Linked DNA regions of Homo sapiens: region 1 is linked to region 2. Evidence: read pairs that join two places in POLR2A ChIA-PET (ENCODE). Cell type or tissue: K562. All regions are shown on one strand. Each heading gives the region's core, and the rest is flanking DNA. Links, peaks and the distances in the headings are about the cores only.

Evidence for each region. ChIA-PET counts read pairs that join two places held together with the same protein. Peaks named below come from ENCODE experiments on the same cell type or tissue, not always from the same donor. Only the 100,000 strongest peaks of a DNase experiment are listed, where the experiment ranks them.
Region 1: POLR2A ChIA-PET joins it to region 2 with 5 read pairs; 9 of 35 experiments call an interaction of 5 or more read pairs at or near these places.

What each region holds. Positions count from the first base shown.
Region 1 is chrX:49,092,619-49,100,555 of GRCh38, forward strand. It overlaps a transcript of WDR45 not described here. Among named protein-coding and RNA genes, the nearest start is that of WDR45, 17 kb to the left of the region's middle. RefSeq lists an enhancer at 7,926-7,937. In K562, for the core only: no CTCF peak of the experiment used is centred there; no DNase peak of the experiment used is centred there; H3K4me3 peaks cover 123 bases.
Region 2 is chrX:48,937,374-48,945,310 of GRCh38, forward strand. It overlaps OTUD5 (OTU deubiquitinase 5), which reads right to left. Exons shown (of 9, transcript NM_001136157.2): 2 at 6,817-6,910. Among named protein-coding and RNA genes, the nearest start is that of OTUD5, 16 kb to the right of the region's middle. RefSeq lists enhancers at 1-360, 1,242-1,741, 1,752-1,801, 2,932-3,191 and cis regulatory regions at 2,756-3,906, 3,081-3,581, 3,996-5,196, 4,335-4,871. In K562, for the core only: no CTCF peak of the experiment used is centred there; DNase peaks (open chromatin) are centred at 3,358 and 4,598; H3K4me3 peaks cover 184 bases.

The sequences.
Region 1 (7,937 bases), core at 2,461-6,460, 160 kb after region 2:
ATCACTTTATCCATGCTGATTTTTGTCAGGTGTTTGCTTTTTATCACAGAAACTGCTGTAAACCCAGCTTTGCAAAAAGATGTCATTGAAAGAAAAGTAGTTCAATGTAACTTTGAAACTTTGAACTCCCTTGAATAGTTTATGAGGTATCTGACATGTTGAGTACCCATATATTTCCCTCAAACAATTTAAAGCATCTTACAGCGTCCCTGAGAATTCACTATGGCACTCTGAGGTGCCTCAACACAGTTTGGGAACTGCAATCCTAACTCACGCAGGTCTGTGTTTCCTCATTCTGTTTCTTTTCACTTAGTATTATGGTTTTTTTGTTTTGTTTTTTAGAGGGAGTCTCTGTCACCCAGGCTGGAGTGCAGTGGCGCCATCTCGGCTCACTGCAACCTCCGCCTCCTGGGTTCAAGCCATTCTCCTGCCTCAGCCTCCCAAGTAGCTGGGATTACAGGTGCCCACCACCATGCCTGGCTAATTTTTGTATTAGAGACGGGGTTTCACCATGTTGGCCAGGATGGTCTCGATCTGACCTCGGCCTCCCAAAGTGCTGGGATTACAGGTGTGAGCCACTGTGCCTGGCCAGTATTATGTTTTTAAGCTGGATACTTTGTTTTCTTTTAATAGAGATGGGGTCTTGAGGTCTCACTATGTTGCCCAGGCTATATTTTTTTTGAGACGGAACTTTGCTCTTGTCACCCAGGCTGGAGTGCAATGGCACGACCTCAGCTCACTGCAACCTCCACCTCCTGGGTTCAAGCAATTCTCTTCCCTGGGATTACAGGCTTGAGCCGCTGAGCCCGGCCAGCCCAGGCTAATCTTGAACCACTGGGCTCAAGTAATCTTCCTGTCTCAGTCTTCCAGAGTGCTAGGATTACAAGCGTGAGCCACCACAATCAGCCTTCTTTTTTTTTTTTTTTTTTAATGAGTCAGGGTCTCCCTCTGTCACCCACACTGGAGTGCAGTGGTGTGATCATAGTTCACTGCAGCCTGCAGCCTCGAACTCCTGGGCTCAGGCAATACTCCCACTTCAGCCTCCCAAGTAGCTGGGACTACAGGCACACTTCACCATGCCCAGCTTTTTAAAACATATTTTTTGTGAAGATGCGGTCTCATTATGTTGGCCAGGCTGGTCTCAAACTGCCGGACTCAAGTGATTCTCCCACCTTGTTCCCCAAAGTGCTGGGATTACAGGTGTGACCCACCTTGCCTGGCCCGGGGTGTCTTTTTTTTCTGAGATGGAGTCTCACTCTATCGCCCAAGCTGGAGTGCAGTGGTGTGATCTCAGCTCACTGCAACCTCCACCTCCTGGGTTCAAGCGATTCTCCTGCCTCAGCATCCCCAGTAGCTGGAATTACAGGCACACACCACCATGCCTGGCTATTTTCTGTATTTTTAGTAGACACAAGGTTTCACCATGTTGGCCAGGCTGGTCTCATAGGGTGTCTTTAACTAGCATGGAACCCACAAGGTCCACTCATTCATTTTTGTATTACCTCCCAGGCTCAGCATGGTGCCTGAACCTCTATAAGGAGGCAATGTGTGTTAAGAGAGACAGGAGGGGTCAGGTGCGGTGGCTCACACCTGTAATCCCAGCACTATGGGAGGCCAAGGCAGGCAGATCACTTGAGGCCAGGAGTTCGAGACCAGCCTGGCCAACATGGCAAAATCCCGTCTTTACTAAAATTGCAAAAATTAGCCATGCGTGGTGGTGTACGCCTGTAATCCCAGCTATTTAGGAGGCTGAGACATGAGAATTGCTTGAACCCGGGAGTTTGAGGTTGCAGTGAGCTGAGATCGCCCCACTGCACTCCAGCCTGGGTGAAAAAATAAGACTGTCTCAAAGAAAAAAAATTTTTTTTTTTGTAGAGACGGGGTTTCCCCACGTTGCCCAGGCTATAACTGTACTTTAAAAGACACAATACTCTAGAGATGTCATTACAGTTAGTAGATTATTATCTTAATTGACCCTAAATTCGCTATTTTGGAGCTAAGCAACCAATTACGGCCTGGTGGTATATTCACCTGCTCCTTAGATGGAGGTTCTGTGAAGGCAGCAGCTCTGTCCATGTTGTTTACTGTAGGGCTGAACACTGACCTTGAGACATAGTTGGCACTCAAAATTATATGTTGAATGACAGAATTTTGATTAGGTGGATCTAACGCATTTGAAATAATTCATAGGGCTGGGCACGGTGGCTCAAGCCTGCAATCCCAGCACTTTGGGAGGTGGAGGCAGGCAGATCGCCTGAGGTCAGGTGTGCAAGACCAGCTTGGCCCCAGCCTCCCTAGTAGCTGGGATTACAGGCATGCACCACCACGCCTGGCTAATTTTGTATTTTTAGTAGAGATGGAGTTTCTCCATGTTGGTCAGGCTGGTCTCAAACTCCCGACCTCAGGTGATCTGCCTGCCTTGGCCTCCCAAAGTGCTGGGATTATAGGCATGAGCCACCGAGCCCGACCATCCTGGACATCTCTTAACCCAGCTTTCCCTCTGCAAAGGGAGCATGCATTTCAGTGAAAGTTTAGAAGAATTACAGTGATATCACTTTCATGAATCAAAATTGGCTACTTGACTTCAGTAATTTGTGAAAATTACTGTTGCGGCTGGGCATGGTGCCTCACACCTGTAATCCCAGCACTTTGGGAGGACAAGGTGGGAGGATTGCTTGAGCCCAGGAGTTCGAGACTGGCCTGAGCAACATGGCAAAATTCCATCTCTACAGAAAATACAGGCTGGGCACGGTGGCTCACACCTGTAATCCCAGAACTTTGGGAGGCCAAGGCGGGCGAGCCTCCTGAGTAGCTGAGACTATAGGTTCACACCACTACATCCGGCTAATTTTTTTTTTTTGAGATGGAGTCTTGCTCTGTTGTCCAGGCTGGAGTGCAGTGGCACGATCTCGGCTCACTGCAACTTCTTCCTCCCAGGTTCACGCCATTCTCCTGCCTCAGCCTCCCGAGTAGCTGGGACTACAGGCGCCCGCCACCACGCCCAGCTAATTTTTTGTATTTTTAGTAGAGACGGGGTTTCACCATGTTAGCCAGGATGGTCTCGATCTCCTGACCTCATGATCCGCCCACCTTGGCCTCCAAAAGTGCTGGGATTACAGGTGTGAGCCACCGTGCCCGGCCTTTTTTTTTTTTTTTTTTTTTTTTGAGGCGGCATCTCGCTGTCACCCAGGCTAGAGTGCAATGGCGTGATCTGGGCTCACTGCAACCTCCGCCTCCCGGGTTCAAGCAATTCTCTGCCTCAGCCTCCTGAGTAGCTAGAATTACAGGCGCCAGCTGCCAAGCCTGGCTATTGTTTTTGTATTTTTTTTTTTAGTAGAGATAGGGTTTCAATAAGTTGGCCAGGCTGGTCTTGAATTCCTGACCTTGTGATCCACCCACCTCGGCCTCCCAAAGTGCTGGGATTACAGGCATGAGCCACCCTGCCCGGCCAAGTTTTACATTATTAAGCTATCCATGTTCTCTTGGGAACTGAACTTTTTTTCCTCTTGATGCTCTGGATTTGACATTGCACTTGACTTTTTATGTAGTAACTGACATGTGCCAGAGTTGGCATCTTCCCCCAAGTCCAAGCATCATGAGTAACTCTTGCTTATCTCTCTCTCTCTCTTTTTTGAGACAGGTTTTGCTGTCACCTAGGCCGCAGTGCAGTGGCGTAATCATGGCTCATTGCAGTCTCAACCTCCTGAGCTCACTCAATCCTCCCACCTCAGCCTCCCATGTAGCTGAGACTACAGGCACGCACCACCACACCCAGCTAAATTTGTTTATTTTTGTAGAGACTAGATCTCACTATGTTGCCCAGGCTGGTCTTGAACTCTGGAGCTCAAGCGATCCTCCTGTCTCAGCCTCCCAAAATGTTGGCATTATAGGCGTGAGCCACTGCACCCTGCCTTGCTTATCTTTATAGATTCAAATGGTAGGCATTTCCCATCACCTAATTCCTTTTTTTGTTATTGTTGAATAGGGTCTTGCTCTGTTGCCCAGGCTAGAGGGCAGTGGCCCAATCACAGCTCACTGCAGCTTCAATCTTTTGGACTCAAGTAATCCTCCTGCCTCAGCCTCACAAAGTGCTGGGATTACAGGCATGAGCCACCAGGCTTGGCAAGTGATGACATTTTTTATTTTTATTTTTTGAGACTGAGTTTCGCTCTGTCGCCAGGCTGGAGTGCAGTGGCACAATATCGGCTCACTACAACCTCCGCTTCCTGGGTTCAAGCGATTCTCCTGCCTCAGCCTCTCAAGTAGCTGGGACTACAGGTGCACACCACCATGCTCGGCTAATAAGAGATGGGGTTCCACCATGTTGGCCAGGATGGTCTCCATCTCTTGACCTCGTGATCCGCCCACCTCGGTCTCCCAATGTGCTGGGATTACAGGTGTGAGTTACTGCGCCTGGCCAGCAAATGATGAAATTCTTATAATTTAAATGGCTACAGACTTAAAAGGCAAGCTATATACATTGAAGCACTTTTTTTTTTTAGCATTTGTACTTTTCAAATAGACCCATTCTTTTATTAATAAGCTAAAGATTTTCTTTTCCTCCCCCATCTTCTTTATTTGTAAATACTTTTGGGTGTGTTTCTTTTAGTTAAGTATGCACAACAGATAAGAAAGGGTGTGTTTCTGTTATTTATTTGAGATGGAGTTTCACTTTTGTCGCCCAGGCGCCCACCACTAGCCCCAGCTAATTGTTTTTTTTTTTTTTTGAGACAGAGTCTCGCTCTGTCGCCAGGCTGGAGTGTGGTGGCGTGATCTGGGCTCACTGTAGCCTTCACCTCCTGGTTTTAAGCGATTCTCCTGTCTCAGCCTCCCGAGTAGCTGGGACTACAGGCACGTGCCACCATGCCCAGCTCATTTTTTGTATTTTTAGTAGAGATGGGGTTTCACAATGTTGGTTAGGATGGTCTTGAACTCCTGACCTCAGGTGATCTGCCCGCCTCGGCCTCCCAAAGTGCTGGGATTACAGGCATGAGCCACCGCGCCTGGCCTCCCCCAGCTAATTTTTGTATTATTATTATTATTATTTTTTTTTTTGAGATGGAATTTTGCTCCTGTTGCCCAGGCTGGAGTACAATGGCGCAATCTCGGCTCACTGCAACCTCTGCCTCCCAGGTTCAAGCGATTCTCCTGTCTCGGCCTCCAGAGTAGTTGGGATTACAGGCGTTAGCCACCACACCTGGCTTATTTTTTGTATTTTTAGTAGAGATGGGGTTTCACCATGTTGGTCAGGCCGGTCTTGAACTCCTGACCTCAGGTGATCCACCTGCCTTGGCCTCCCAAAGTGCTGGGATTACAGGCACGAGCCACTGTGCCCGGCCTATTTATTTATTTTTTGAGATGAGGTCTCTGTTGCCCAGGCTGGAGTGCCGTGGTGTGATCATGGCTCACTGCGGCCTCTAATTGCAAGGCTTAAGTGATCCTCCCACATCAGCCTCCTGAGTAGCTGGGACCACAAGTGTGTACCACCAAACTGGGCTAATTTTTTGTAATTTTTGTAGAGACGGTGTCTCACATTGCCCAGACTGGTCTCAAACTCCTGGCCTCAAGTACTCTCTCTTTAAAAAAGATAATACTGCAGGGCATGGAGGCTCATGCCTGTAATCCCAGCACTTTGGGAGGCTGAGGTGGGCGGATCACTTGAGGTCAGGAGTTTGAGACCAGCCTGACCAACATGGCAAAACCTGGTCTCTACTAAAAATACAAAAATTAGCCAGGAGTGGTGGCGAGCACCTGTAAATCCCATCTACTCGGGAGGCTAAGGTGCGGGAATTGCTTGAACCTGGGAGGCGGAGGTTGCAGTGAGTCAAGACCGTGCCACTAAACTCCAGCCTGGACAACAGAAGGAGAACCTATCTTAAAAAAAAAAAGAAAAAAAAAAGGTAATAAAGGCTGGGTGCAGTGGCTCATGCCTGTAATTCCAGCACTTTGGGAGTCTGAGGCAGGAGGATTGCCTGAACGCAGAAATTTGAGACCAGCAGGGCAACATTGTGAGACCTCATCTCTACAAAAAGTAAAAAATTAGCCAGGTGTAGCGTGGCGCACCTGTACTCCAAGCTACTTGGGGGGCTGAGGTGGGAGGATGGCTTGAGCACAGGCTGTCCAGACTGCAGTGAGCCATGACTTCACCATTATACTCCAGCCTGGGTGACAAAGAAATACCCTGTCTCTACCCCCCCACCAAAAAATGAGTTAATATAGCTTATTGTATGTTTGGTTATACTGTAATCTTTAGAACAAAATCCCAAACAAAAACAATGCACCCCTCACTTCCTATGGCATCTGAGTGGCGAAACTGAAGTATATACAAAGTATTATATGAAACGGAAGTATATACAAAGTATTATACAAAAGTGAAGTATACATGTTACAAAGCCAGCCACTCTCAGAAACATCCAGAGGAGGGGCCTGGCACAGTGGCTCATGCCAGTAATCGCAGCACTTTGGGAGGCCCAGGTGGGTGGATTACCTGAGGTCAGGTGTTTGAGACCATCCTGGCCAACATGGTGAAACCCCATCCCTACTAAAAATACAAAAATTAGCTGGGCGTGGTGGTGCGTGCCTGTAGTCCCAGCTACTCGGGAAGCTGAGGCAGGAGAATCGCTTGAACCCGGGAGGCAGAGGTTGCAGTGAGCCGAGATCACACCACTGCACTCCTGCATGGCAACAGAGTGAGACTCCATTTCAAAAAAAAAAAATCCAGAGGTGACTAATTGCCCGGACTTCAACTGAACCTTTGAAGAGTGCTACCCAGTACTCCAGTTCCCACACACTCACAGTTAAAATAGCAACCTTTTTCCTCATTCCTGAGAAAAGAGGGATAAAATAACAATCTAAGAGAAAAGGAAAGAACAATGTTTCTGGGGCGGGCGTAGTGGCTTATGCCTGTAATCCCAGCACTTTGGGAGGCTGAGGCAGGCGGATCACGAGGTCAGGAGATCGAGACCATCCTGGCTAACACGGTGAAACCCTGTCTCTACTAAAAATACAAAAAATTAACCGGGCGTGGTGGCGGGCGCCTGTAGTCCCAGCTACTCAGGAGGCTGAGGCAGGAGAATGGCGTGAACCCGGAAGGTGGAGCTTGCAGTGAGTCGAGATCGCGCCACTGCACTCTAGCCTGGGCGACAGAGCGAGACTATGTCTCAAAAAAAAAAAAACAAAAAAAAACAAAAAAAAACACACAGTGTTTCTTGGGACCAGACCTGATATCAACGTTGTTTCTTGGGACCAGACCTGATATCAACGTTGTTTCTTGGGACCAGACCTGATATCAAGGTTGGCTGTTTTCAGCAGTGGAGGCAGCACTACGCTATTGGAGTTTCTAAGCTAATTAAGGGAATTTTTTCCCACTTAGTGAAAGCTGGGGCCTCAGGGCTCAGGCTTCCTAACATTTTGGGCACCCAGTTAAAAGATCAACAGTCCCCTGTCCCTTCAGCATGTGACTCACCCCAGGGCAATGAACTGGGCCCACGGCTCCATCTGCATCTATATCCCTGTAAATCATGGATTTATACATATTGGTGCATACGTTTATAATGCTTGCAATATATACTTCCATTTCAACTTACATATATATAAAATGTAACAATTTCTTTTCTTTCTTTTTTTTTTTTTTTGAGACGTAGTTTCGCTCTGTCGCCCAGGCTGGAGTGCACTGGCGCGATCTCGGCTCACTGCAAGCTCCGCCTCCCGGGTTCACGCCATCCTCCTGCCTCAGCCTCCTGAGTAGCTGGGACTACAGGCGCCCGTCACCACGCCCGGCTGATTTTTTGTATTTTTTTAGTAGAGACGGGGTTTCACTGTGTTAGCCAGGATGGTCTCGATCTCCTGACCTCGTGATCCACCTGCCTCGGCCTCCCAAAGTGCTGGGATTACAGGCGTGAGCCACCGCGCCCGGCCAAAATGTAACAATTTCAACC
Region 2 (7,937 bases), core at 1,717-5,716:
GGGGTTAAATAGGGGTTGGCTGGCCAGGCTCAGAGAGATAGGCTGAGGTGCTGGAGAAAGCCCATCTCCTATGGAAAGGTCAACGGTCATTTCCAGGCCTGGGAGTTCTATCTTCAAGAGCTAGATGCCAGATGCAGGAAAATGGGGAAAGAGAGGAGACTGTGGAACAGGGAAGGGATCTGGGGGAAAACCCCCTGAGGGTCCCATTTCTCTGCCACTGACCCCTTTGCCTGGCAGAAAGGCTCTGCTGCCTCCTAGCTGTGTAGCAATGGATAAGGCCTTTAACCTCTCTAAGCTGAAATGTCCTCATGCATAAGGTGGAGACAGTAACTCCTCTTCCATCTGCTGGGTGTTGTCAAAACTACACAGGAGGTTTGCCAAGCACCTAAGGCACAGTAGGTGGTCAAGAAACAGGAACACAATTTGTCATGACGACAATGATTCCTTCATATGCTAGTTACCCACGAGTCAGCCAGAATGTTGCCATAACCACTTATGAAGCCCTTCCTCATTTCTGTTGCAATTCCTCAGCCAGAGGAAAGCCCCAAATGCAGACCTAGGATGCATGTCCTCTCCTGGCTCTCTACCTTTAGCGAAACCAAAGGTCCACAAGTCTACCTCTAGGCCGTTAGTTCTAACAAAACTTCAGCAGTTAAATTAATATCGAATTAACAATACAGGCTTCATAAAACAGGGTCCTAAAGTATGGACGAGTTATGACACTTCTTTACTTATCTGTAAAATGTAAAATACCACCTTCTCTCCTCAATCCTATGATGGCACTGATAGGTGATATGGTATAACATGTACCTAATCACAGCTTTTGAGGGGGGAAACACACCACACTGATTATAAGGTATACCCTAAGTTTGGAATCATTAACGTGGAAGAAAATATACATCTCCAAACCAAGGAAAACAGCAATAGTACTACCCCAACAAGGGAGAATAGAAGGATTTCTCCAATAATATAAGGCAGGAAAAGCATCTAAGCACAGAGCTAAACACATAGGAAGTACTCAACAAGAATTCATTTTTGGCCAGGTGTGGTGGCTCACGCCTGTAATCCCAGCAATTTGGGAGGCCGACGCAGGTGGATCACCTGAGGTCAGGAGTTCAAGACCAGCCGAGCCAACATGGTGAAACCCTATCTCTACTAAAAATACAAAAAATTAGCCAGGCAGGGTGGTGGATGCCTGTAATCCCAGCTATTTGGGAGGCTGAGGCAGAAAAATCGCTTGAACCCGGGAGGTGGAGGTTGCAATGAGCCAAGATCACACCACTGCACTACAGCCTAGGCAACAAGAGCGAAACTCTGTCTCAAAAAAAAAAAAAAGAATTCGTTTTTCTGACTTTCCTAGCTCCACCTCTGTCCTCCAGAAAGCCCTCCTCTTCCCAGAAGGCTGGCACACAGGGCTGGGGGCCAGGCTTGACTTCCCTGTGGAGGGGTCTGAGGTTGGGGGGATGACCTGCAGAGGTAGGGGAATTCAGAGAACTTGTTTTGATAGAAACTGAAACTCCTCCTCTTGCTGACGCTGCACTTGTGGGCAATCTGCACCTGTTCTCCCCTCCCAGAGGCCAGCTGGAAGGGGGTCCCCCACCATTCTACCTCTGTTCCCATCTCAAACAGGGCTCAGAAATCCTCAGTACAATACTACAATTGGTCCCACACCAAAGACTTTTCACACTCCAACTCATTCTATCCTTACCAAAACACTCTTACTTTACCCAGGAGACACAGAAATGTGGCAAAGCTTGCCTGGGATCACAGATTTAGGGGGAGTGAAGGGGAGGCCAGGCTCTCAAAGGGTAACTGCTGGCCCCAGCTGATATTACCACCTTCACCCCAATCCAGCCACCATCTTAGTCACCTTACTCCCTGGGGCAGGACCTGATCTTGTGTGCCTCAGTTTCCACACCAGCACAAGCAGGAATCAGCTAGAACCCAGGAAAGGCATGGGAGAGGGCAGAGATTATAGATATCAGGGGCTGCATCTCTCCCTAGGGCCACAGAGGCCAATATGAACCTTACCCTCCCCATACACACCCCACTTCTTTCCTTTTTCTGGACACACAGAGACACCAGTATAGAAATGCACATGTGTATACACATACAGCAGAGACTGCCAAAGATGCTCCCTGAGGCCAAATGCTCACCCAACAAATCCCACAACAGAGAACTATCACATTCAATGAGTAGATGCCCTTGCCACTTCAGGAAAGACTGAAGATGTGAGGCTCTATAAACTGAGGGACCCCCTACCCCACCAACCTCCTTCCTGGCCTCTGGCAGGGTAGGTGGAGGGCAGGGGAAATAACCAAGAGCTCTAACAGACTAGCCTCAACCTCTCTCCTCTGTTGCCCGGGGGAAGTCCTTATGTAACTAATGTAATGTAACCAATAATGTACCCAGATTTATGTTAAGAAGCAAGACATGAGAGCCTGGATTATCTTCCTATAGGGTCCTACCATTTGCTTTAGAGACATCTGAGAACTGCCTACTCCCCAGGTAGCTGCCTGCCTCCCAGAAGAGCCACAGCAAGTTCCGCTAAGGGCAAAAAAGGAAGCTAGGTGTCTACAGGGAACCTAAAAACAAACCACACTAACGTGTGTACACACAGCTGCAGAGGGAGACAGGGACCTGGTCTGCTCCCCACTACCCTCCTGGTCCAGTGGGAACCCTGGCCCCACTGAGAACCAATCTCCTGAGGAGATGAGCCAGGACAAAGGTCTCACTTGCCTGTCAAGCAGCTGTGGTGTGACCTGGTCTGTAGCCCCAACTACCCCAACTAGCATACCCTCAGTGGGAGAGACAGAACTCATCCCACTGGATAGTCTGGTTCCTGAGATGTGTGCTCCTCTGCTCAAGGATTCCCACTGCAAGGATGAGAAACCTGAAGGATACACGGGAGAGGCTGAAGGAAGCTGGTGTACAGGAAATGGCCCGTGGGAATCTTCTTTCTGTGGCCTGGTTCAACCTCAAATACCAATGTTCTGACACTGGTTGTATGACCTAGATAGGGTAGGGTCTTGGCTTTCTCTTGAGGCCTCAGTTTCCCCATTTATAAAACAATCAAAATTGATCTCAGATCCATCCCTCCTAGTGCTGATGTTCCAAGACCAAAAGGCCCAGAAGAGTGGGCCTAGCTAATGTTTCTGGGCCTCATCGTGGTAACATGCACAGCCCTTGCCACTCCCCCATGGCCCATGTAGAAACAACCATGTGGCCTTCACTCTGCCCACAGAAGCTAGCACCAGGACCCTGGTCAGGGTTAGAGGTTTCTGCTGAGTCAAAGCCACATGGAGGGAGGGAGCAAGGGAGAGATGCAGAGTCATGTTTCCAGGAGGAGGTTATCTGAGCATAACAGGGACAGGGTGGGCCACAGGATACCTCTGAGGCTCAGGTTCCCACCTCCACTCCACCCAAGCCTTCAATGATGCTCATGAATCCCCAATAAGAGGAGGTGGGAGAGAACTGAGCGCAAGCAATGGATATTGCTTAACTCAGGGGAACCAATGGCAGGCAGGCAGCTACCTGGGGAGTAGGCAATTCTCAGAAGTCTCTAAAGCAAATGGTAGGACCCTATAGGAAGATAATCCAGGGGAACAGAAGGCAGAAAGCCACCTGCCTCAAGACTCCCAACAACAGAGGGCCACGTGCTCCTACTTGGAGGAGGTAAGGTCCAGAGAAGTCAAGGAACACAGCCAAGGTCATCCAGCCAGTTGACAACCAAGCTAAGAAGCTAAGGATCCTAGGATCATAAAAAGAATGTGTCCTGGCCGGATGCGGTGGCTCATGCCTATAATCCCAACACTTTGGGAGGCCAAAGCGGGTGGATCACAAAGTCAGGAGTTTGAGACCAGCCTGACCAACATGGTGAAACCCCATCTCTGCTAAAAACACAAAAATTAACCAGGTGTGGTGGTGCACGCCTGTAATCCTAGCTACTCAGGAGGCTGAGGCAGAAGAATCACTTGAACCCGGGAGGCAGAGGTTGCAGTGAGCCGAGATCACGCCACTGCACATTCCAGCCTGGGCGACAGAGGGAGACTCCATCTCAAAAAAAAAAAAAAAAAAAAAAAAAAAAAAAAAAAAAAGAATGCGTGTCCTTTGGACACCTCTGGGTTCCCAGGCCAGCTCTGGCTAATGGCCCTGAGCATGTCATTTCCCTTTCTATGCTTCAATCTTTTCACCTGTCTCATGGGATAATGATCCAAGTTTTGCAGTGAGCCTGAAGCACCCAGCTGAATGCCTAGCACACAGCAGGGGTCAAGGAAACAGTGCCCTCTATGTTTGCAGCCCCCGCCCAACTCCAACTCTCTGCTCCACGTTCCTTCCACTATTCAACACATGGCAGGAAGTCAGCCTGTAGGGCTTCACACTACAGTCTAAGCTGACTGCCATCTGTCCCCATCCAGGCGAGGCTGGAAACGGGGGCAGCAAAAAGCCCAGGGACAAAGTCCCCTTCCCAGGCACATGTATTATGCACTCTGCACCAAGGAAACCTCCAGATAAGGTCTAGAGACCAAGGGCCATGTACTTCGGGGGAGAGGCCAGAGGACTTCTGAGGTTTTACAGAGAAAAGCCAAAGGCAGCCCAGTCAGGGGAAATGTGTAGCCATAGTGCCGATAAGGAAAGGCCTTCAACCTGCCCTGGTCAGCTCTTCCTGTAAGTAGAGGCCCCTTACTGAAGGCCCCAGTGGGAGGAAGGGTCGGGAGTATTTGGGGAGAACAGCTAGATACATATAGACACACACACACACACAAATACTGCTCTTGATACGAGTTACTACAACAAGCCAGGTCCTCACTAGCTAGCCCCAAGGGTCGGGGGTATTTGGGGAGAACAGCTAGCTAGATACACACACACATACACACACACACACACACACACACACACACACACACAGAGAACAGCTAGCTAGATACACACACACACACACACACACACACACACACACACACGGCTCTTGATATGAGTTACTACACAAGCCAGGTCCTCACTAGCCAGTCCCAAGGCTTACCCTCAATGACTGCCCAAGACTCAGATGCCCGCTGCATTCTCTAATCCTAACTCCACCAGAAGCCCTGCTTACCCCACATCTAGCCTGAGGTCTCAACACAGGGCCTAGCACCTAACAGGCCCCCACCTATTCTTTCTTTGCCTTTCTTTTGTCCAAGATGCCCCGAAACCCAGCTCTTCCTCTGGGAAACATCCCAGGGAAAACACAAACTTGAGCCAGAGGGGTAGGAGGGATAAGTTTTTTCCCAGTCCAATAGAGCCCATTGCCTGAGCCTCTTCTGCTTGGCAGAATAGAGAGGAGACCATTCACTCCACCCTTTCAACAAACACATGTGACTCTGAGGCACCAGTGAAAATGGCATCTGGGTTTTACAAATGCTACTGTTCCATGAGGGTCTACTATATGTGTCAGGCACTAAAGGGATTTACCAAAGCAACTTCATTAAATCGTTACAGCATTAGGGTCTTTTAGCCCCATTTTACAGATGAGGAAACAGCCTCAGGAAAGAAGAGCTGCTTGCCTAAGGTCATACCAAGAATCAGTTGTGCAGCCAGGGATGGAGCCTAAAACACCCCAGCCCACCAGTAGACATGGGGGGTACCCACAGACGGAGAGAATAGCAGACCAAGAAGGAACTCAAAGAGGCATTGAGAATCAACACCATTTCACAGACGGGAAGACCAAGGCCAAGTGTCACAGCAGTTATGAGTCAGGGCCAGAACTAGAAGGTAGGTCTTCTGACTCCCAGCTCAAAGCTCCTATCAGAGGGCACTTTTCCTTGGTAGATATCAGAGAACCACAGGGAGGATCAGGTCACATTCCCAGCTTCCCCTTCACCCTAGCACAGGACCTCACAACTACTTGTTGGGTCACAGATTCAGAGCCAAAATGGCCTCAAAGATCTAACTCAGACTGGATAACAGATGGTATTAAGGCATTATTAATTCTGTTAGGTGCAGTAATGGCATTTTGATTATGTTAAAAAGAAGAGAGTAAGTCTGTATCTGTCAGAGAAACATACAGAAATATTTATGAATGAAATGATCCAATGTCGGGGTTTTGCTTTAAAAATACTCTTCTTTCAGGGGAGTGAGAAAGAGTGGGCGGGATAGTGATGAAACAAGGCTGGCCACGTATTGACTATTTTGAAGCTGGATGATGGGTACATGAGGGTTCATCATTCTCTCTACTTTTATATAAGTTGAAAAAAAATTCTATGATATAAGAAATTTGTAAAGATCTAGTCTGATAGCCCCCATACACACAGATTGAGGAACAGAGACCCGCAACACACCAGAGATGGGATCTGGGTATAAACCTAGGGGTCATACAGCCCAGGGTGGCAGCAGTATGCTATGGTTAAGAGCATGGGCCTCAGACTAATCTAACCCAGACACTGAATCCCAACTCTACCACTTATTATTTCACTCCAGACAAGTCACCCACCATCTCTGAGCCACTTTTCTCATCTGACAAATGGAAGCAACAGTAGTCCCTACACTCACCTAGCTTAGAGGGGAATCAAAGAGGTTTCCTGTAGCACCTGACAATGTGTCCCAAAGGATATTATTTTCTTTATCATTCTTCTTGCTGTTATTATGCATATTAATCTTGCACCACTACAATGTCTCAAGACCCACGGCTAGAGGTCAGATACCAACTTGAGGCTGGAGCCTAGAGTCCCTAAAAGATTAGCTAGCTCTGCCTCAACCCTGTCTCAGGGGCTATTCCTGATAACTGGGACACAGCTTAGGGGCAGCCCTAGGCCCTTAAGGACTAAGGCAGAGACTCACCTACAGCCCGGAAGAGACAGGCGCCATCCTCCTTCATCTGCTTGATGATGAAGCCCTTCTTGTCTCGTAGGGCCTTTTCAAACCAATGCTCCTGCTGGAGGGAAGAGGTGGGGGTCAGCAACAGGGAAAACCTGTACTCCCTCCCCAGGGCCCCGACCTCAAGCTCCCGAGAGGCCTAGATCATTGACAGAGAGGACGCTGGCCAAGGTAAAGTTCTCAGCCCTGTTTGACCACTCCATGCATGTGAAGTAGGAGACTCTTTTAGGGAATTAGTTGCTGAGTGAAACTAAGACTTACTTCCAAAAGGGTCCTAGGTGCCCTGAGAACAGTGGCCCCATATGCCTTATGGCTTCTGTTGACCTTGCAGGGCCTGGCCCAGGGAGCCACACTGCCTCAGGCAGCCAGAGACTCAGACCCAGCAAGTGCCTGGGTGGAGAATGTGGCTCTACCTCAAGGAGTTTCATCTAGGAAAGGTGGTGAAGAGGGGGTAACTAGCAAGAGCCTAGATCCTGAACCTGACAAAGGGCTAGAGGATTCCAAGATATGCTGTAGGCCGGGCATGGTGGCTCACACCTGTAATCCCAGCACTTTGGGAGGCCAAGGTGGGTGGATCACCTGAGGTCGGGAGTTCGAGACCAGCCTGACCAACATGGAGAAACCCCGTCTCTAATAAAAATACAAAAGTAGTCAGGCGTGGTGGTGCATGCCTGTAATCCCAGCTACATGGGAGGCTTAGGCAGGAGAATCGTTCGAACCCAGGAGGTAAGAGGTTGCGGTGAGCTAAGATCACCCCATTGCGTTCCAGCCTGGGCAACAAGAGCGAAACTCTGTCTCAAAAAAAAAAAAAAGAGATATACTCTAGAAGGCAAAAGTGTGCAAACAATGTTCTCATCTGTGACTGAACACATTTAACAGATATCTACACATATATACATATGTATGTATACAAACACACGTACACAAAATTGGGAAGGCTAGACAGCAAAATATCCCTAAGTCCTGGTGTTATCAGCGATTTTATTGCACTTTCCCTTTTATAAAGTTACACTAAACCCAAAAAGCTTTGAAAATCAAGTCTTTTTTTTTTTTTTTTTTTTTTGAGATGCAGTCTCACTCTTTTG